4 separate regions of the Homo sapiens genome follow, and all the other regions are linked to region 3. Evidence: chromatin contacts called from ENCODE Hi-C or POLR2A ChIA-PET data. All regions are on one chromosome and are shown on one strand. The core of a region is the stretch at or near the end of the contact, and the rest is flanking DNA. Distances in the headings are between cores, read along the strand shown. Region 1 holds the start of ZNF416 (zinc finger protein 416). Region 2 holds the start of ZNF530 (zinc finger protein 530). Region 3 holds the start of ZNF497-AS1 (ZNF497 antisense RNA 1). Region 4 holds the start of ZNF552 (zinc finger protein 552).

Region 1 (5,577 bases), core at 2,776-5,275, 780 kb after region 3:
GGTGGCTCACACCTGTAATCCAAGCACATTGGGAGGCTGAGGTGGAAGGACCACTTGGGCAACATAGCCAGACCCCGTCTCTACAAAAACTAAAAAATTACCCGAGTATGGTGGTGCACCTGTAATCCTAGCTACTCAGGATGCTGAGGTGGGAGTATCGCTTGAGCCCAGGAGATCACGGTTACAGTGAGTTATGATTATGCCACTGCACTCCAGCCTGGGCAACGGAGCCAGACCCTGTCTCAATAAATAAATAAGTAAATAAATAAATAAATAAAAAGAAAAGAGAAAAGAAAACATTGACCCAACACTCGGAGCTGAAGTCTCACCTACCAGACTCCACCCTGTCACCACAGGAAACCAAAATATCAGGCTATGGCTGGAACCCAAGTGCTGAAACACTTCCGAAAGCAAGGGGTCTGTTGTCTCTGAATGTTGGGTGATAACAACCCCATCCCCGCCTTGCCATCAATAGATTTGTTTGAAGTCCTTCCAATCAAAATCCACCCTTCCAGTGCTTACCAACCTGTCCTTCCTAATCCTTAAAAGCTGCCCCAAACCCCATATTGGGGAGACAGATTTGAGCTGGACTCCTGTCTTCTTGTTTGTCGACTTGCAATAAAGGTTTGCTTTTCTCAAAAACCTGGTGCCATGGCATTGGCTTCTGTGTGCGTCGGACAGCAACCCTTTTCCTTATTAACACTGGCACCCTCTAGGTGACACGGTTGTGCACCTCATTACCCTCTGGTCCCAGAGGCCAGCAGCCCCCACAATGGCCACCTAACACCTGCCCTCACCCTCACTGTCCTTTCAGAGTTGCCACATCACATCAAACATGGCTCCCCAAACTTCAAGCATGTGTGTCCATCTAGGCATAGAACTAGCGGAATTGCCTGGATAACTTGGGGAGGAGGGATAGCCTAGTTCGGAAAACCTGCTCTGTGTGGCATGCCCAGGGGACAAATGACCCACCTACTCCTGAGGCCCAGTCCTTCAGGGAGAAGCCCAGCCAGAGATGAGGGAGGCTGCCAGTGGTCACAAAGCAGTAATAAATTCCATCTATGGCTAAACTTATGTGAGACCAACAGTCAATAAGTACCTAAAGAGAAAGCTGAAAAAACATTGAAGATAGAGTGCAAGAAAGTGTGAAGCCCTTAGGATGTGGATGGGTTGTTTTGTGTTTTCTTTCTGTGTTTGTCTATTTGGCACAGCTATTCAAGTATAGCTTGGCAGCGTCATTCATATAGTCCACTAACTTCGATTACTGTTCACCCAGTTAATCCCAAGGGATTCCGCAGGTGTGGGGAGTGTTGACCTCAAGGACCATGACATCTAGCAAGGGACTGAAGATAGTGGAGGCCAGCTCCATCTGCAGGTAGAACATTCCAGAGGGCCCAGGTTTAGCTCCATCCTGTCTTTATTTTTTTGATTTCTTATCTTTAGTCTTTAGGGGTACATAGTAGGTGTATATATTTATGAGTTATATGGTGTAGTTTGATACAGGCACACAGTGTGTAATAATCACATTGGGATAAATGGTATTCATCACCTCAAGCATTTATCATTTCTTTGTGTTATAAGCATTCCAGTTATACTCTTAGTCACGTTTAATTCTTTTTTTTTTTTTTTTTTTTTGAGACGAAGTCTTGCTCTGTTGCCCAGGCTGGAGTGCAGTGGCGCGATCTCAGCTCTCTGCAAGCAACGCCTCCCGGGTTAACGCCATTCTCCTGCCTCAGCCTCCTTAGTAGCTGGGACTACAGGTGACCACCACCACGCCCGGCTAATTTTTTGTATTTTTAGAGATTTATTATAGAGATTTGATTTTAGAGATGGGGTTTCACCGTGTTAGTCAGGATGGTCTCGATCTCCTGACCTTGTGATCTGCCCGCCTCGGCCTCCCAAAGTGCTGGGATTACAGGCGTGAGCCACCATGCCCGGTGAGTTATGTTTAATTCTACAATAGATTGTTGTTGACTGTAGTCACCTTGTTGTGCTATCAAATACTATGTCTTATTCCTTCTATCTGACTATATTTTTGCACCCATTAACTATCCCCACTTTCCCTTCCATTTCTGCTATCCTTCTCAGCCTCTGGTAGCCATCCTTCTAAGCTTAATCTCCGGGAGTTCAATTGTTTAAATTTTTAGCTCCCACAAATAAGTGAGAACATGTGAAGTTTGTCTTTCTGTGCCTGGCTTATTTTACTTAACATAATTTCCTCCAATTTCACCCGTCTTCTTGCAATTGATGGGATCTCATTCTTTTTTTATGGCTAAATACTACTCCATTGTGTATATGCATCACATTTTCTTTATCCATTTATCTATGGACAGTTAGGTAGCTTCCAAATCTTGGCTGTTGTGAATAGTGATGCAATAAACATGGGAGTGCAGATCTCTATTAGATATACTGATTTCTTTTCTGGGTGGTGTAAACTGTATCATATGGTAATTCTATTTTTACTTCTGTGGGGAACCTCCAAACTGTTCCCCATAGTGGCTTTACTAATTTACACTCCCACCAACAGCGTATGAAGTTTCCCTTTCCTCTCTGTCCTGGCCAGCATTCATTATTCCCTGTCTTTTGCATAAAAGTCATTTTAACTAGAGTGAGATGATATCTCATTGTAGTTTTGATTTGCATTTTTATAGTGATCAATGATGTTAAGCATGTTTTCATCTACCTGCTTGCCATTTATCTGTCTTTTAAAATTTTTAGTTTTATGAGTACATAGTATGTATGTATATTTATGGGATACGTGAGATATTGTGATACAGGCATACAATGTGTAATAATCATATCAGGGTACACAAGCATTTATCATTTCTTTGTGTTACAAACATTCTAGTTATAATACTCTTTTAGTTGTTTTTAATGTACAATAAATTACTGTTGACTGTAGTCTCTCTACTGTGCTATCAAATACTAGATCTTATTCATTCTACCCTGTCTTAAGGAGGCCTTGGTAGCCATGCTGAGGTTATGGGGTGCTGCTTCCAAAACCAAAAGTATTATGGGCAGCTGGTATGAAGGATCATAGGCTTATGGTCTGTGAGATCCTGTATGTTTAAGAAAGCCCAGTCTTATTGCCAGTAATTACTGTTTTAATGGTGTATAGCATGAGGCTGAAAGAGACAGTTTCCTGCATTGGAAGCTTTTACTCAACAAATGGCCGTTGTATGTGGTTCAGAGATTCCAAGAGGCATGAGAAGTGTAAACCAAAAATAAAATTCCCAGCCCCCCAACCATCTGAATGCATCCTTCCTCTTGGCCAAGGGCATTCCAAAGTTAATCTGAAAAACTAGTTCAGGACGTGATGGGAAGTGAGGGTCAGACTTGCCCTCCTCCCCTTGGAATTCAGGCACAACTGACCAGCATTAACATTAAAACAGAGATTTTAAGACTTCTTGTAGCAATAAGACAGTGAATTCCAGCCTGATTGTAGTATAGCATTACATGACAGATAGCAGGCCCTGAAAGGAATTGAAGTATTTTACTCTAAACTTTATTTATTTGACATATTTTGAAGAGGCCCTGCAAAGGTGTGTCTTGTGGAATCTGCATTTTGCTGAGAATCCCCTTTCCTCTCCAGGGTTTTTTTATTTTCATGGTCCAGGAAAGAATTAAGAGTCTGGCACCTTTCAAAGTCTGATAGGAAACATTTACAATCTATTCCCTCTGAAGCCTGCTGCGTGAAAGCTTCATCTGCTTAATAAGAACCTTGGTCTCTACAACCTCTTATCTTAACCCAGACACTCCCTTCAGTGGGTATGGGACTGCGGAAATCGGCCAGCGGCCCCTTTAAGGAGCAGCAAGTCCCTGTCTCGCTCTTGGTGTCGCGCCTTTTCCTAGCGCCCTCCGCGGGCCGCTTAGCCCTTGTTCCGGGTGAATCTCAGGGAGGGCACCGGAACCCTGGGCTTCTGAGAACTACATTACCCATAATGCCGAGCGCCAAGCTGCAAAGACGCGGAGCCAATCAACGTTCAGGAACGGACCTGTCTCCGTTTGTTGCATACGGTAAGGCGGGACTTCCGGCACCGCTCCGAGATGGTAATTTTGGTGGTTCTCTACCTCGGCCCACGCCGCCTGAGTTAGAAACGCTGCCTCCGGCACAGAGCGGGGGTCGCCCCGCTGCGCATCAGCCGGTGGGTCGCTGGCGCTGGTGGCAGCCGTGCCTGGGTTCCCGCCCCGGGTCGCCCGCCGCTCCCGGCCCCGCTCCGCTCACAATCCGATGGCGGCGGCCGTGCTTAGGGATTCGACTTCGGTGAGTGCTGCGTCTCCCGGGCCTCACCTGCCCTCTCCGCCGGAAATCCAACACCCTGCATGAGGGGCGCCTGCTTGCGTCCCTGCAGCCCGACCCTAGAGTCCAGGACTATGAGGCCCTCGCGGGTGGGGCTCCCATTTACAAGCCTGGTGTCGTGGGCTGTGGAGGGTGTGGCAGGCGGAGGGGCCGGTTTCTGTGAATCTTGCTGGGACGATTGAGCCAGTAACGTTCACGCCCGAATGGTAAAATGAGGCTCTTTCTTTTCAAGACGCTGAGAGCCATGGGTGGTTGTGAACAGACGAGGCACATGGTCTGAGTTAGACTTTTCAAATTTTTTCTAAAGTTACTCAGAGTTGGAACAGCCTGGAAGGGGGATAACACCGAGGCACAGGGAAGTTGAGTCCTTGTGCAAGGTCCCACAGCAGGTAAGAGTCACACGGAACTGAGGAGCAATAATAATTTAGTCATCACCAAGTCACCTGGCTCCAGGGCTGCGCAGGGAAACAAGGAGGCATCAGCCCATGGAGCTTCCACCATAGTTACCTGCCTCTCATAGCCTTCCTCTTCCCGCAGGTTCCCGTGACTGCAGAAGCTAAACTTATGGGCTTTACACAGGTGAGTGGAGAGTGTTTCGGGCCCTCACTGATGCTGACCCCAGTGTTTGTCTCTGAGATTGTGTTCTGGGACTCTTCTCTTGGCACTCTTTGGGTCCTTGGTTCTAGGAATCCTGAACAAACATCAGTCCCAGGGTCATACATCCAGGCTGGAAGCTGGTATAGAATGGTTCCTATTGCTGGGAACCAGTAAAGTAAGGTGTGGAACGTTGTCTCAGGCTTAGATACCAGATGAGCAAGTGCTTGAAGGTCAGGCTGAGCTGGTTTAGGAAACTACAGCTGTTTTCTTTCTCATGGGAACTGAAAGCTGGGATGCAGGAATCAGACAAAAAATGGCTGTCAGTTGTCGGGTGTTTCTTCTGGAGTGTGTGATGAGCAATGACAGTTTGGGGGCAGAGGAGGTATGTGATCTGATCCAGGTCTCATCAGGTTCCCTGTGTGTGGCCAAGCTGAGAGAACAGGCTGAGTGTGAGGTATGAGATAGGAAGATAGTGAAGAAGGCTGCTGCAGTAGTCCAGGTGAGTGTTACTGGTGGCTGGACTTGTGTGGTGGCTGTGGAGGTGGTAGTTGGATTTTAGATCAGTTTTTTTAAGTAGGGAAGCCTGGATTTTGAGATAGAAAAGTAGGATTTAGGGGTAAAAGCAAGGTGTTTGGGTTTAGCAGCTGGAAATATGGAAGCTCCACTAGCGAGGATTGTAA
Region 2 (5,196 bases), core at 2,042-4,541, 760 kb after region 3:
GGCTCACGCCTCTAATCCCAGCACTTTGGGAGGCCAAGGCGGGTGGATCACTTGATCAGGAGCTTGAGACCAGCCTGGCCAATGTGGTGAAACCCCGTCTCTACTAAAAATACGAAAATTAGCTGGGTGTGGTGGTGGATGCCTGTAATCCCAGCTACTTGGGAGGCTGAGACAGGAGAATCCCTTGAGTCTGGGAGGTGGAGGCTGTAGGGAGCTGAGATCTCACCACTGCCCTCCAGCCTGGGGAACAGAGCAAGACTCCATCTCAAAAAAAGAAGAACTGATGGTTTTAAAAAGAGGAGTTCCCCTGCACAAACTCTCTTTTTGCCTGCTGCCATCCATGTAAGATGTGACTTGCTCTTCCTTGCCTTCCACCATGATTGTGAGGCCTCCCCAGCCATGTGGAACTGCAAGTCCATTAACCCTCTTTTTCTTCCCAGTCTCAGGTATGTCTTTATCAGCAGCACGAAAATGGACTAATGCAGCCTCCACATCCATCTTATATTCACTCATCCTTCATAACCCTTGGCCACCTGCCTGGTATCCTCTCTCTGTATTATTCCTAGGGCTGCTTCCCTCTATAACCTGTATTTGTGATTTCCACAACATCCATCCAGATACCCAAGTATGGTACCCTCTTGTGGCTCCCACCCTTCCCCTTCCTGGCCTGCTATTAATATTATCATCATGACCAGGAATCCCACTACTAAATGGGATCTATGATGTTATGGGCTTAATGTTTCTGCCCCACGCCCACCCACAAAATGCTTACATTGAAGCACTAACACAATGAAGCCTAATATAATGTGATAGTATTTGGAGATGGAATCTTTGGGTGGTAATTAGATTTAGATAAGGTCAAAAGAGTGGGGCCCTCATGATGGAATTAATGCTTTTGTAAGAATAGAAAGAAAGAGATTCCTTGCTTTCTTTACATACTCCCTCCCAGGAAAGGCCATGTGAGGAAAAAGCAAGAGGGCAGCCACTGCAAGTCAAGAAGCAGCCCATCACAAATAAGTGAATCTAGAGGCACCCTGATGTAGAATTTCCTAGCCTGCAGAACTGTGAGAAACAAATTTTTGTTGTTTAAGCCACCAATATAGGTTATTTCATTATCAACCCAAGGTAAGACACTGATATAGCCTGGATATTTGTCCCCTTCAAATCTCACCTGGAAATGTGATCCCCAATGTTGGAAGTGGGGCCTAGTGGGAGGTTATCTGGGTCATGGAGGTGGATCCCTCATGAATGGCATAGTATCCTTCCAACAGTAATAAGTTCACATGAGACCTGGTTGCTAAAAAGAGACTGGTGCCTCCCTCCTGCCTTGCTGGCTCCCTTTTTGCCTTCTGCAATGATTGGAAGCTTCCTGAGGCCCTCACCAGAAGTGGAGACTAGCGCTAAGCTTCCTGTACAGCCTGCAGAACTATAAGCTGTAATAAACCTTGTTTCTTTATAAACTACCCAGCCTTAGGTATTTCTTTATAGTAATGCAAATGGCCTAACAGACATAGGGCTCCATCCTAGTTCAATAATATCCTCCACTCTTTGTAGAAGTCTCTATCCTGCACCCTTCCTCAGAGTCCAAGACCTGTGTGTCCACCTAGCCACTTGATATAGCTACTTACTTATTCTCTAAAACATCTCATATTTTTAACATGGACAAAACACATTCCTGATGTCCTGAGTGAAAAACAATTCTACTATCTACTTGGCTCTCCCAGTAGATGGAGCTTCTATGCTTCCAGCTACTAAACTCAAAAAGCCTTGAGTCACCCCTTCTTATCTCTCAGTCCCAATACCAGAAAATCAGAGCCGACCTACAATCCAAAATTCAACCATTTCTGCCACACTGTGGCCACTACTCTGGCCCACATCATCTACACTCACCTGGACTATTGCAGTAGTCTCCTCTTTCCTCTTTGGTATTGCTACCAACTCCCTTAAACCCACAGTCTGTTGTCTGTGCTCAGCCACAGGAGCCTCATGAGGCCTGGGGAAGATCACCTCCCTCTTCTGCTCCAAATCTTCATTGCTGCCATCATCTCCAGAACAAAGACATCTGAGACAGCCATTTAGTTTCTAACTCCTGTACCTCTGCTCTCTGTTCCCATGAGAAGGAAATGAGACTTGAGGTTCTCTTAACCAGCTCAGCCTCACCTCCAAGCAGCTCCAAACACCTGTACTTATCTCTGGGACAAACTTCCACATTCATCCTATTATTTGCCAGCAACAGGCACCACCTCATATAATACTCACCCTGGACATATTTTTGTTCAGAGTCCCTAGGCTCAAGGCCTGGAAAAGCGGTAAGTAAAGAATCCCAGGTCACCACAGTCCCAATCCTAGAGATCCCATTGCTGGAATCAATGAGCTTCTGGATTTCCTCCACTTACCCTTGTAGGGTCTTCAAGTGCTTCTTACGGACCTGTAAGTACTAGTGGCAATCTGTGGGAGGAAACATGTTCTGAGAGGCAGGTGACCAAAGTGTGGCTCCATGGACTTCTGGTTCCAATGTGGAACACCAGAGCCAGGTGTCCAGGGATGACTGCTTTGTATCTGGGTGTCAGTCCTTGGTGCTGACTTTTACCAGCTTTGTGACCTCGTAAAAAGACTAGGTCCCTCCATGCCTGCTATCATCACTGCCCTTCCAGCGCGTTCCTCTGAACAGCTTTTGTGAAACTTTTAGAAGCGTGACTGGGGCCGTGCCCCTCTTCTGTCCTACGCGCTGTGGCCCTCAGTGTGCTGGTGAAACTCAGTGGGGCCAATGCAGCGCGGCGCTGCCCCACCCTCTGCTACCTGCACGCGTGAGGCCGGCCTGGGTCTCCCCAGCCTCCCGGCTCAGGCGCAGCTCCAAGCTGTTGCCCGCGCAGCCCCCTGACCGTGTCGCTCTCCCGCTCCCTGCCACACTACCAGAAACGAGATCCAGCACCAGCGCCTCACTGTGCCGGACAGTGCGGTCCGGGCTGCAGAAAACCCTTCACGCGTCCCTCAGTTTCGGGTGGGGAGGGCAGAGGAGGCCGGGAGGACGCAGCGCTCACCTGGGTCGGGGCCCTCAGTGCCGCCGCCATCGGACTCTGGGCGGAGCGGGCCGGGAGCGGTGGACGATCCGGGCGGAGACAAGAGCAAAGCTGTCACCACCGCCGGCGACCGTCAGGCCCCGGCTGTGCAGCTGAGAAAACGACTCTCCTCGCGCCTTCTCGCTGTCAGCACCTAGGTCCAGATCCGGCACCCGCGGATGGAACTGACACAAGCCAAAGTGCCCGCCACAGGGAGGACGCCGGAAGTTCCGCTCCGACAAGTTGGACAGAGCGGAAATGTCCCTCCCCTGAGCCTCATTGGCTCCACGCCAAGAACCTGGCTCACGGGCCTCTGGGTAATGTAGTTCTCACCGCTTCTTGGGCTGGCAGAGGTCGCCCTTCTCCTGGACCTCAGGGAGGAATGACCCCGTTGCTATGGAGAAAGGTGGAGGGGAAGGCTGAGAGGTGGTGTCTCCAGCCTCCTTGGACAAGGGAGGAGCTTCGCTGCTTTTTTAAGGTACCATACAGAGATTTTTGGAGGGTATTGTGTACAACTAGTCACCTAGGTAGTCAGAGTTATTCAGATACAAAATGCCTCTACCCTTGGCGAGAGCCTAGTAAACATTACCTTCTTTCTCCACACATTTATGTAAAGTAGAACGTTAGAGTCAGCTTTGTGAGTTTCATTATGCTCAGTAAGGAATAAGGGAAATAGAGTTTACATAGCGCCATGACAGGAATGATAAAACATCCGTTAGATCGCACCGAAGCTGGAGGACGAAAGAGGAATTTTGTCTCACAGAAAATGCCTCTCCTGCCTGTGTAATCGGTGAGTGTGTCTAGCCCTGTAAGGAACAGTGTTGTATTCATATAATATTTCTTCCTCCATATTCTTAGATATGCTTCTTTTAGGATTGTAGCAACTTTCTAAACAGAAGAGCCACTTAGCATATGCCATTTTAAAGTAGAACAGTGTCTGTAGTGTTCACAGTCAGAGCACTTGTGCAAAGGGGACATCAGAATACCAGAATAAAGGTTTGGGACACCTAGCTTTCATCTCTTTGATGGGAAATTTTGATCATTGATACTGTTACTGCAGGGACAGTGCTTGCATGGGGAGTTGAGATCATCTTAGAAAAACAGTTGTGAAATGAAAATTACTGAAACCTATTGTATTAGTCAGGATTCTCCAGAGAAACACAGAACCAATAGGATACATAGATGTACAAGAGGGGATTTATTATGGGACTTGGCTCATCCAGTTATGGAGGCTAAGAAGTCCCAGGATATACCTTTTGCAACCTGGTAAGACACGAAGGTGGGTGGTATCATTCAGTCTGCATCTGAAGGCCTGAAAACCAAGGGAGCCTATGGTGAAATTCCCAGTTGGAGGCTGAAGGCCTGAGAACTGGGTGAGGGTCATTCTTGTATGTTCCAGAGTCCAAAGGCCCAAGATCCAAGAACTTTAATGTTGGAAAACAGAAGGTGGATGATCCAGGGCAAGAAGAGAGTAACTTGCTCTTTCTCTGCCTTTTTGTTCTATCTTGGCTCTCAAAGCATTGGATGTTGGCCCCTAACACTGATGAGGCCAGATCTCCTTTACATTGTCTACAGACTCAACTGCTAATATCTTCCATAAACATTCTCACAGACATATCCTGTACTAAGGTTTTCCCAACTATTTGGGTAGCCCTTAATGCAGGCAAGTCGACACAAAACATTATACGTCACAACTATTAATAATCTTGTGGCTAGGCCAAGCGCGGTGGCTCATGCCTGTAATCCCAGCACTTTAGGAGGCCAAGGCAGGTGGCTCATGAGGTCAAGAGATCAAGACCAGCCTGGCCAACATGGTGAAGCCCTGTCTCTACTAAAAATACAAAAATTAGCTGGGTGTGGTGGCGTGCGCCTGTAGTCCCAGCTACTTGGGAGGCTGAGGCAGGAGAAGCGCTTGAACCCAGGAGGTGGAGGTTGCAGTGAGCCGAGATCACACCACTGCACTCCTGCCTGGTGACAGAGTGAGACTCCATCTCAGTAGAGAGAAAAAAAAAAAGAATATTGAACATAATTAATTGAACTGAACATAGACTTACTTTGCTTTTTTTAGTGCAGTCATATATAAGTCTATAAGTACATTTGGCTTGGCTCTGGAAATGTTTACCCTGAAGACACATAG
Region 3 (5,171 bases), core at 201-2,700:
TCCCTAGTACAAATTGGGAAAAATTGGTACAAAAAGAGCTCGTGGAGGCCGGGTGCAGTGGCTCGGGTCTGTAATCCTAGCACTTTGGGAGGCCAAGGTGGGAGGATCACTTGAGCCCAGAAGTTCAAGACCAGCCTGGGCCATATAGCGAGACCCCGTCTCTAGCTATTCATTTATTTTAGCTTACAGCATCTGGTCTATGTTGTTTTTTGAGACGGAGTCTTGCTCTGTCACCCAGGCTGGAGTGTGCAGTGGCACGACCTCAGCTCACTGTAACTTCTGCCTCCCCGGTTCAAGCGATTCTCCTGCCTCAGCCTCCCGAGTAGCTGGGATTATAGGCACACGCCAACAAGCCTAATTTTTGTATTTTCAGTAGAGACGGGGTTTCACCATGTTGGTCAGGCTGGTCTCGAACTCCTGACCTCGTGATCTGCCCGCCTCGGCCTCCCAAAGTTCTGGGATTACAGGCGTGAGCCACCGCGCCCGGTTTATTTATTTATTTTAGCCAACAGCACTCGGTGTTCCCAGACGGTCTCCCAAGTACTAACCAGGCCCGACCCTGCTTAGCTTCTGAGATCCCGACTCAATTTTTTTTTTTTTTTTTTGAGACGGAGTCTCGTTCTGTCGCCCCAGGCTGGAGTGCAGTGTCGCGATCTCGGCTCACTGCAAGCTCCGCCTCCCAGGTTCAAGCGATTCTCCTGCCTCAGCCTCCCGAGTAGCTGGGACTACAGGCGCCCGCCACCACGCCCGGCTAATTTTTTGTATTTTTAGTAGAGACGGGGTTTCTCCGTGTTAGCCAGGATGGTCTCGATCTCCTGACCTCGTGATCCGCCCGCCTCGACCTCCCAAAGTGCTGGGATTACAGGCGTGAGTCACCGCGCCCGGCCCCCGACTCTATTTTAAAAACCGCGTGGATTCCAGCTTGGTGGGTGTTCCACAGCGCGTGGGTGTGAGACGCAGCTCAGTGGCGTCAACTCAGCAAGGTTCCAGGGTGGTAAAGACGGCCTGGGGCCGGAGGAGGACCGCCAGGGAGAAGCTACGTTGGCCCGACTTGCGTCCGCGACCCGGGCAGCCCCAGGCGCCTGTGTAGCTGTTGGGTGTGTGCCGCAGAGGCTGGCCGGGTGCAGGAAGGGGCGGAGCGCATCCATGGCAACGCAGGACGCCCGAGTAGCTTGGCTGTGGCGCCGTCCCCATGGGAACCAGAAGGCGCGCGCCCGCAGCCGCGGCATAGTTACGCAGGCGCAGTGGGGAGAAACGCGACGCCTTGGGCCGCTCTGCCGAATGCAACCGCGCCCCCAGGAGACCCGGTGCCCGCCCTCCTACCATTCCACGCGGCTCGAGCCCGCGTGCGGGCCTCTTTCAGGCCGCTCCTAGTGGACGCAGAGGCGGGCCGAGGACGGTGAGTGACGCCGACGGACACCCTCGGCCAGGCACAGATCCGCCCTCCGGCTCCAACCACTCCCGCCGCGCGGGGCAGGACGGGCCTCGGCCCTGAGCTGGGCCCTCTGGGACCACCGAGAGATAGGCCTCCGCGCCGTCCAGAGCGGCCCGGAAGTGGCCCTGCACGGGCCAGAGGCGACCGTGGTCGGGACGGAAATGGCTCCCGTTTGCTGTTCTCTCGGTGAACGCGAGCCTTATGGCGATCAGTTCTGTGGCATCGTTCCTCCTGCTCGTTTATTCTTTCACTCATTCACTCATGCCCTGCCGCGCCATCATTTCTTCCCACATTCATTTATTCGTTCATCAGTCCCCAGCCCCGGGTAGTTTCGGAGCTCACCAGGCTGGGCTCGCCTCCCAGCCTCCGGAGCTGCCCGCACAGGCCTCGCGCCACCTGGCCGCAGCTTCCTCCCCTTTATCCACTCCGTATTTGTTTGTCCAGCCTAGGCCTTGGGGGTTGTGGGGGAGACACAAGTACCCGTGACTGGTCGGACAAGTGCCCGTTGTTGGGGGCGTGGGCGCTGGGACTGACGCGGGAGGTGGCTCTGATCATGTCGAGGTGAGGAGGAGGCGTTGAGGCTCAGAAAGGGCACGCAGCGTGGACGTGAGGACGTCGGGGAGGCTGGAGCAGTGAGGCCGACAGGAAGGACCTTACGGGGCTCACATGCTATCCCACGACGAGGACGGACTCAGGACGGCAGCCCTGATAGATGCGGCTGGGGGCTGGCGGGTCGGGGTCGCACACCACAGGATGGAGGGGCAGCGGTGCCTGGCTCCGCCTTAAGAAACATGGGCCCTTGGGGGACCCGGATTTCTGATACTTCAATACACAAATATGGATTTTTATTGAAATCAGATGTCGTTTTTTTAAAATTTAACTTTTGATTTGAGGTAATTATAAATTCACATGCAGTAACAAGTAATGCATACCCTATGTACGCTTTACCCAATTCCCCTAAAGGTGGCATCTTGAAAAACTAGAGGCCAGGTGCGGTGGCTCATGTCTGTAATCCCAGCACTTTGGGAGGCCAAGGCGGGTGGATCCCTTGAGCTCAGGAGTTAAAGACCAGCCTGAGCAACATGGTGAAACCCCATCTGTACTGAAAACACAAAAATTAGGCGGGTGTGGAGGCTGGTGCCTGTAATCCCAGCTACTCGGGAGTCTCAGGCAGGAGAATCGCTTGTACCCAGGAGGCGGAGGTCGCGGTGAGCCCACATCACGCCACTGCACTCCAACCTGGGCAACAGAGCGAGACTCTGTCTCAAAAAAAGAGAAGAGAAAGAAAAACTAGAGTACAATATCACAACTGAGATGCAGAATATTTCCATCACGAAGGATCCCCGTGTTGCCCTTACAGAGCCGCATACCCTTCCCTCCTACCTCTGCTCCCCGTTAACCTCTTTTTGTCAACTAGTAATCTGTTCTCATTTCTACCATTTTGTCATTTTACGAATGTTGCATAGGCTGGGCGAGGTGTCTCGCGCCTGTAATACTAGCACTTTGGGAGGCCGAGGCGGGTGGACCATCTGAGGTCAAGAGTTCAGGACCGGCCCACCGGCCGGGTGCCGTGGCTCACGCCTGTAATCCCAGCACTTTGGGAGGCTGAGGCGGGCGGATCACGAGGTCAGGAGATCGAGACCATCCTGGCTAACACGGTGAAACCCCGGCTCTACCAAAAATATAAAAAAATTAGCCGGGCATGGTGGCAGGCGCCTGTAGTCCCAGCTACTTGGGAGGCTGAGGCAGGAGAATGGTATGAACCCGGGAGGCAGAGCTTGCAGTGAGCCAGGATAGCGCCACTGGACTCCAGCCTGGGCGACAGAGCAAGACTCTTCTCAAAAAAAAAAAAAAAAAAAAAAAAAAAAAAAAAGAGTTCGGGACCAGCCTGGCCAACATGGTGAAACCCCATCTCTACTAAAAAATAAAATAAAATAAAATAAAATAAGCCAGGCCTGATGGCAGGCATCTGTAATCCCAGCTACTGGGGAGGCTGAGGCAGGAGAATCGCTTGAATCCTGGGGGCAGAGGTTGCAGTGAGCCGAGATTGCGCCACTTCATTCCAGCCTGGGTGAAAGAGCGAAACTCCGTCTCAAAAATAGAAAAATAAAAAATAAAAAAATTAGCTGGGTATGGTGGCACGCACTTGATGTCCCAGCTCCTTCGGAGGCTGAGGTGGGAAGATGGCTTGAGCCTGGGAGATGAGATTGCACCACTGCACCCTAGCCTGGATGACAGAGCCAGACCCTGTCAAAAGAAAAAAAAAAAGAAAAAGAAAAAGAAATGGAGTCATACAGTTTTTAAGCTTTTGGGATTGGGTGGTAACTTTTTTAAAAAACATAAATACCATACAATTCATCCTTTTAAAGTGTGTAATTCAGTGGTTTTTGGTATATTCAGTGTTGCACAGTCATCACCACTAATTCCAGAATATTTTCATCACTCCCACGGCTGTATCTCCCATTTCTCTCTTCCCTGCAGATCCTGGCAACCGCTGATCTACTTTCTGTCTCTTACAGACTTATCTGTTCTGGACATTTCACATAAATGGAATAACATAATATGAAGTCTTTTGTGTCTGAATTTTTTCATTTACACTTAGCATAATATTTTCAAGATTCATCCATCTTGTAGTATGTATCAGTATTTATTCTCTTTTTTTTTTTTTTGAGACAGAGTCTCACTTTGTCACCCAGGCTGGAGTGCAGTGGCGCGATCTCGGCTCACTGCAACCTCCACCTCCCGGGTTCAAGCAGTTCTCTGCCTCAGCCTCCCGAGTAGCTGGGATTACAGGCGCCTGCCACCACGCCTGGCTAATTTTTGTATTTTTAGTAGAGACGGGGTTTCACCATGTTGGCCAGGCTGGTCTTGGAATTGCTGACCTCGTGATCCACCCACCTCGGCCTCCCAAAGTGCTAGGACTACAGCCGTCAGCCACCGCACTTGGCCTAACTTAAATTTTTAAAACACTTCCTGGAGGGGACAAACAGGACCCATCTGCTGGTCTGACTCTGGGTGTCCTGTTCACAGTCTCTGTCTTAGTTGTTCTGTGTGTGGGATGAAGGGTGCCAAGGAGACAGGGCAGGGCAGGGACCCTCAAGAAAAGCGGGGAGGCGGGGGGAAGGGATGGTACAAGCAGCCATGGCACCTCAGTGTGTCCCTCAGGCACCTGGACACACAGGTGGGCAAAGATGCTGACACTGGGGGCCAGAAACGCCGATACCCCCATTCTTCCATTTTTACTCAGTCTCAGGTGGTCCCAAGGAGGGGACCTTCGTGGCCTTGCTGTGCTCACAGGCTCACCTTTGTGTTTCCAGCTGCAGAGAAAGTACCCTGGGCCATGCAGCTGCACTCCCCTCCCAGGAAAGGGGCAGGATGGCTGCCCAGATGAGTGAGGCATCAGCCCTGGCCCCCCAGGTCTTCCCGAGTCCACTGGAACTGATGGTGGGTGAGCCCAGCTCCAAGAGCCCTGGCCAGTGCTTCTGGGGGTTCTGCTATGAGAAGGCAGCAGGGCCCCGAGGGGCCCTGGCTCAGCTGCGTGAGCTGTGTTGCCAGTGGCTGATGCCTGAGGCCTGCTCCAAGGAGCAGATGCTGGAGCTCTTGGTGCTGGAGCAGTTATTGGGCACACTGCTCCCAGAGATCCAGGCCTACACGCAGGAGCAGTGGCTAGGCAGCCCTGAGGAGGCCACTGCCCTGGCAGAGCGGCTACAGCAGGAGTCAGCTGGGCCAGGACTCC
Region 4 (5,058 bases), core at 1,341-3,840, 550 kb after region 3:
ATTATCATTGATTTATCTTAAGAGAGCAGGGAGTGTTCTGCATGAAAAATTAAAATTACATGAGAGAAACAGTTGTAAAATGCAAGATACGAAAGCCTATTAATACTGACTAGATAGGCCAGGCATGGTGGCTCATGCCTGTAATCTCAGCATTTTGGGAGGCCGAGGCGGGTGGATCACCAGGTGAGGAGTTTGAGACCACCCTGGCCAATATGGTGACACCTCGTCTCTACTAAAAGTACAAAATTAGTTGGGCGTGGCGGCACGCACCTGTCATCCCAACTACTCAGGAGGCTGAGGCAGAAGAATCACTTGAACCCAGGAGGCAGAGGTTACAGTGAGCCAAGATTGAGCCGTTGCACTGTAGCCTGGGCGACAGAGCGAGACTCTGTGTGAAAAAAAAAAACAAAAAACACTGACTAGGTAATTATTCAACAGTTCTGACAGAAGTAGTTCTGAGGAAACATCAGTAGATGGTGAAAAAACTTAGGGCCTCAGAGAAATGTTAGCACTGATGTCTAAGAGATGGAATTATGCTCAGCACATAATTGGAATGGTCACTCTGATGGTTTTGGCTTCAAAATGAGATTCTTCTTTTTTTTTTTTTTTTTTTTTTTGAGGTGGAGTCTCACTCTGTCGCTGTATAAAATGGACCAATCAGCAGGATGTGGGTGGGGTCAAATAAGGGAATAAAAGCTGGCCAGCCAGTAGCAGCAACCCGCCCAGGTCCCCTTCCACACTGTGGAAACTTTGTTCTTTCGCTCTTCGCAATAAATCTTGCTGTTGCTCACTCTTTGGGCCCGCACTGCCTTTATGAGCTGTAACACTCACCGCGAAGGTCTGCCACTTCACTCCTGAAGCCAGCGAGACCACGAACCCACCAGAAGGAAGAAACTCTAGACACATCTGAACACCTGAAGGAACAAACTCCAGACATACCATCTTTAAGAACTTTAACACTGCCCGTGAGGGTCTGCGGCTTCATTCTTGAAGTCAGCGAGACCAAGAACCCACCGGAAGGAACCAATTCTGGACACAATACCTTTCAAACAAGGGACCTGTCCAGGCTTCCTTCTGATGACCAACCCACCTCTAATGCTGGCCAGTCTATTTCACACAAAGTTCTAAGTTTTCCTGGTGTCATAGTAACACTGTAATCTCCCTTAAATCCTTTCTTGAAATGTTTCAACATAGTTCCTAGTGAAGTGGGCTTACTTTGTGCCTGACCCATGCTTCTTTGAGACAAAACACCACGCTCACACCACACGCACACCACAAAACAAAGAACAGGTAAAAAGGGCACACATACACTTTTACCGTTTACACCAAACCAGAATCAAAATCCAAATCAGAGTATCCAGAAATCCAAGCCAGGTCAAAACCAAAACGAAAGTATCAAGCAATCCAAATCAAGTCAAAAACAAAAACCAAAGTGCCGGTACAGGCATGCCGTGGGTGATCAGGCCACCCTTCCACTCAAATGGAGTGGGCAAGTTCCAAAGACTAGTCTTACCAAGTTTCAGATGTCCGGACTCCAAGTGCCTGTTCCTTCCCAGTGTTCAGCCGCTGCATTGATCCTCTGTGGGGGCCTGCCACACGCCACTCTGGCGAGGTGTTCCACTGGGGCAATTGCCTACCCGGGAGTGCTCTCAGGTTCTGCGTCCCTCAAGCTGGCCAGAGTCCCCTGTAGGGATGCTCCACAGGGCAGGCCTAAGCTGCCTAAGGGGCTGCCTCGACTATCTGTTAATCACCTGGCTTCCCAGTCAGGGAACCAAGAAATGTAGCAGGACAAGCCGCAGGGCTGTATTCAGCCTGGAGCTTTGGCAAGACTCACATCTCCAACTACCAAGCTCCCCAAGTGAGGAATTCCTGTCCCTTTTAAGGGCTTACAACTCTAAGGGGGTCCACATGAGAGGTTTGTGATCGATTGAGCAAGCAGGGGGTACACGACTGGGGGCTGCATGCAGTGGTAATCAGAACGGAACAGAACAGGACAGGGATTTTCACAATGCTTTTCCATACAATGTCTGGAATCCATAGATAACATAACCGGTTTGGTCAGGGGTCGATCTTTAACCAGGCCCAGGGTTGGCACCTGGCTGTCTGCCTGTGGATTTCATTTCTGCCTTTTAGTTTTTACTTGTTTCTTTGGAGGCAGAAATTGGGCATAAAACAATATGAGAGGTGGTCTCCTCCCTTAACAGCACAAACGCTTAATTAACATTTCTTTTTCTTTTGAGACAGGTTCTGTCGCCCAGGCTGGAGTGCAGTGGTGCAGTCATAGCTCAGTGCAGCCTGGACCACCTGGGCTCAAGCAGTCCTGACACCTCAGCCTCTCAAAATTTGGGATTACAGGCGCGCGCCACCGTGCGGGTCAGGAGGCTTCCCTGAGGGCCCCGGAGGTGGAGCTGGGCTTTTCCTTCCGAAGCGCCCCTGGGAATCTCTCTCTTTACGGCCTTGGAACCTGGGAAACTACATTACCCAGAAAGCTCTGCGTCAAATGACAGCACGGCAGAGCCAGTGAGAGTTCACATTGAAGGCGTTTCCGTGTGCGCAAGTAAGGTAGAGGCGGGACTCCCGGCGCCCTTTAGTAGCGACCATTTCCATTGGCGTTAGGGAGTCCTTGGAGCGCTGTGTTGGGACCGTGGTGGTGACTGGATCCAGGAGGTCGAGAGTCGTTCTTCTCTTTGCACAGACGTGACTCTGCAGCTCTTTAACGGCGCCCGCTGCTCTCAACCCAGCTTACCCCACGTGGTCCCATGGCGGCGGCCGCGCTAAGGTTCCCCGTTCAGGTAATTGTGGCGCCTTCCGTGCTCTCCGGTCACCTCCTAGTCACACAAGTCCTAAAGCAGCGAGGGAGCGGCACCTGTTTACGGCTCTGCAACCCGGACCCGGCGTCGGGACACTGAGGCGCTCTCGGGAGGGATCCCTGTTTCAGACACCCGTGGGATGCGGTGGGGAGAGCGACAGGTACAGGGAGGGGCGCGGGCAATGGCCTGGAGATGGACGGATCCGGGAGGATGGAACCTGGGGTCCACAGGCGCCTGTAGGGAACAACCTGTGAGGCGGAACTCCTCCTGGAAAAGCAAGGAGGCTGGGGGCTGTGAAATCATTGCGAGGACACTAGAAATAGGAGAATTTCCAAGAAAGAAGGGACTGGATCAAAGTCCAGGCTTTTAAAGTTTCCTAAAGGCCAAATAAATAACAGAGTAGAGAGGGGATGACGTTGGGGCCCTTTGAGATTGAATCCTTGTAGATCATATAGGTGGTAGAGATGACACTTTGTGCTGAGACACGCAGGTTAGACAATAGTCCAAGGTCACCTGGCTCCGTGGACACAAAAGCGTTCAGGGAGGCCTGAGCTTACCAGATCCTATCAGGGACACAGTCCTGTAAAGTCAGCCTCTTCCCTCAGGCCTTTATGGCTGTAGAAGCATTTAAGGAACGCATACAAGAAAGTGGAGGGTGGGGCCGGGTGCAGTGGCTCACTCCTGTAATCCCAGCACTTTGGGAGGCCTAGGCGGGTTGGTCCGGAGGTAGAGACCAGCCTGACCAACCATGGAGAAACCCTGTCTCTACTAAAAATACAAAATTAGCCAGGCGTGGTGGCGCATGCCTGTAATCCCAGCTACTTGGGAAACTGAGGCAGCAGACTCGCTTGAACCCGGGAGGCGGAGGTTGCGTGAGCCGAGATCGCGCCATTGCACTCCACCCTGGGTGACAGAGCGAGACTCCGTATCAAAAAAAAAAAAAAAAAAAAAAAAAAAAGAATGAGGTGCGTTCAGAGAGGGTATCTCTGCTGTGCTGAAGGTGCCACATTGGGCTTTCCATGACCTCGGCCATACTAGGGGAAGTGCCTGTCAGGAGGGGGTGGACTCTTATATCACAGCCACCGCACAGATACCTATTTGTTCAACTAACTATTGTTGTTGGTGGCTGTACCCCATGACCAGTGGGCCTAGTTTCTCCTATGTTTGAGGACCTTGAGAGGAGGATGTGCGAGAGTAGATGTGTGGGAGAGATGGATTGTGATACCTCAGCATAGGGGTGGTTTGTGGTTTCATCTGTCAACATCATAACAGGGCACAGTGACTTTTGAAGACGTGGCTGTGAAATTTACCCAGGAGGAATGGAATCTCCTTAGTGAGGCTCAGAGATGCCTGTACCGTGATGTGACGCTGGAGAACCTGGCACTTATGTCCTCCCTGGGTAAGTTGCCCACACTCACCCCTGTGACCTGAGCTAGTCTCTGTCTTTCCCCCTCTTTTTCTATTGGCAAGACTTTCTCATGTCAGGAGCATGGACACAGCTTCCTACTTCAGTTCTTGGTTGGTAGGACTGAGGTATGCATACTGCCCTCTCCATTCTTGGAGCAGCCCCAACACCTGCTATTGAGCTCCCAGGGAAGAATTCAGAGTCAGAAGTCTTACAGGCAACTTAATGCAGGCTACCTTGTTTGTCCTGTGGATGTTTGTGTGATTTCATCCAGATTTCAGGTTCGGGATCTAATTCATTCCTCTACCTGTTATTTCTTCATGCCTCCCTGTGCCAGGAATTGTCTTCATTGACATTGTCACTGCCTACATAGACTATAGACTGTTCTTGTAATACCGTCCTTAGAAATTCTCTTCATAGGTCTGGTGCAGTGGCTCATGCCTATAATTTCTGCACTCAGGGAGGCCAAGGTAGGTGGATTACTTGAGGCCAGGAGTTCGAGAACAGCCTGGCCGACATGGTGAAACCCCATCTCTACTGAAAATATAAAAATTAGCCAGGTGTGGTGGCACACGCTTTTAATCCTGGCTACTTGGGAGGCTAAGGTGGGAGGATAGCTTGAACCCAGGAGGCAGGGGTTGCAGTGAGCTGAGATTGTGCCACTGCGCTCCAGCCTGAGCAACAGAGCAAGACTCCGTCTCAAAAAACAGAAATTCTTTTTGTAATATTGTTTCCTGTCTGCTGTCATGTGCTGAGTTGTTCTAAGCCAGTGTTGGCTGTTTCCTTGTTCTGTCTTTCCCTTTGTTCTTACATCATGTATGTCTCATGTACTTGGTTATCTTG

The links. A loop is a pair of places that touch in the nucleus more often than their neighbours do. ChIA-PET counts read pairs that join two places held with the same protein, here RNA polymerase II (POLR2A). Pooled maps may share reads with other maps.
Region 1: a pooled map shows a loop between it and region 3 (7-fold over the local background). The contact joins the promoter of ZNF416 here to the promoter of ZNF497-AS1 in region 3. A Hi-C loop is called at or near these places in 1 of 37 single-sample maps with no recorded cell type and 6 of 50 pooled maps.
Region 2: a pooled map shows a loop between it and region 3 (6-fold over the local background). The contact joins the promoter of ZNF530 here to the promoter of ZNF497-AS1 in region 3. A Hi-C loop is called at or near these places in 1 of 37 single-sample maps with no recorded cell type and 2 of 50 pooled maps.
Region 4: a pooled map shows a loop between it and region 3 (5-fold over the local background). The contact joins the promoter of ZNF552 here to the promoter of ZNF497-AS1 in region 3. A Hi-C loop is called at or near these places in 5 of 50 pooled maps. POLR2A ChIA-PET finds 5 or more read pairs at or near these places in 3 of 52 experiments (GM10248, activated B cell and activated CD4-positive, alpha-beta T cell).

Annotation. Positions count from the first base shown.
Region 1 is chr19:57,577,359-57,582,935 of GRCh38, reverse strand. It overlaps ZNF416 (zinc finger protein 416), which reads left to right and starts at 4,025. Exons shown (of 4, transcript NM_017879.3): 1 at 4,025-4,264; 2 at 4,838-4,879. The coding sequence starts at 4,232. RefSeq lists a silencer at 4,116-4,335.
Region 2 is chr19:57,597,980-57,603,175 of GRCh38, reverse strand. ZNF530 (zinc finger protein 530) reads right to left here and starts at 3,291. Exons shown (of 4, transcript NM_001321981.2): 1 at 3,042-3,291; 2 at 2,397-2,448. RefSeq lists enhancers at 2,824-2,943, 3,034-3,243.
Region 3 is chr19:58,358,905-58,364,075 of GRCh38, reverse strand. ZNF497-AS1 (ZNF497 antisense RNA 1) reads right to left here and starts at 1,450. Exons shown (of 3, transcript NR_136527.1): 1 at 1,324-1,450. ZNF497 (zinc finger protein 497) reads left to right here and starts at 1,325. Exons shown (of 3, transcript NM_198458.3): 1 at 1,325-1,399. It also overlaps the pseudogene LOC100419840 and the pseudogene RNA5SP473. RefSeq lists enhancers at 1,631-1,760, 1,490-2,038.
Region 4 is chr19:57,812,445-57,817,502 of GRCh38, reverse strand. ZNF552 (zinc finger protein 552) reads left to right here and starts at 2,590. Exons shown (of 3, transcript NM_024762.3): 1 at 2,590-2,792; 2 at 4,083-4,209. The coding sequence starts at 2,760. RefSeq lists an enhancer at 2,266-2,315.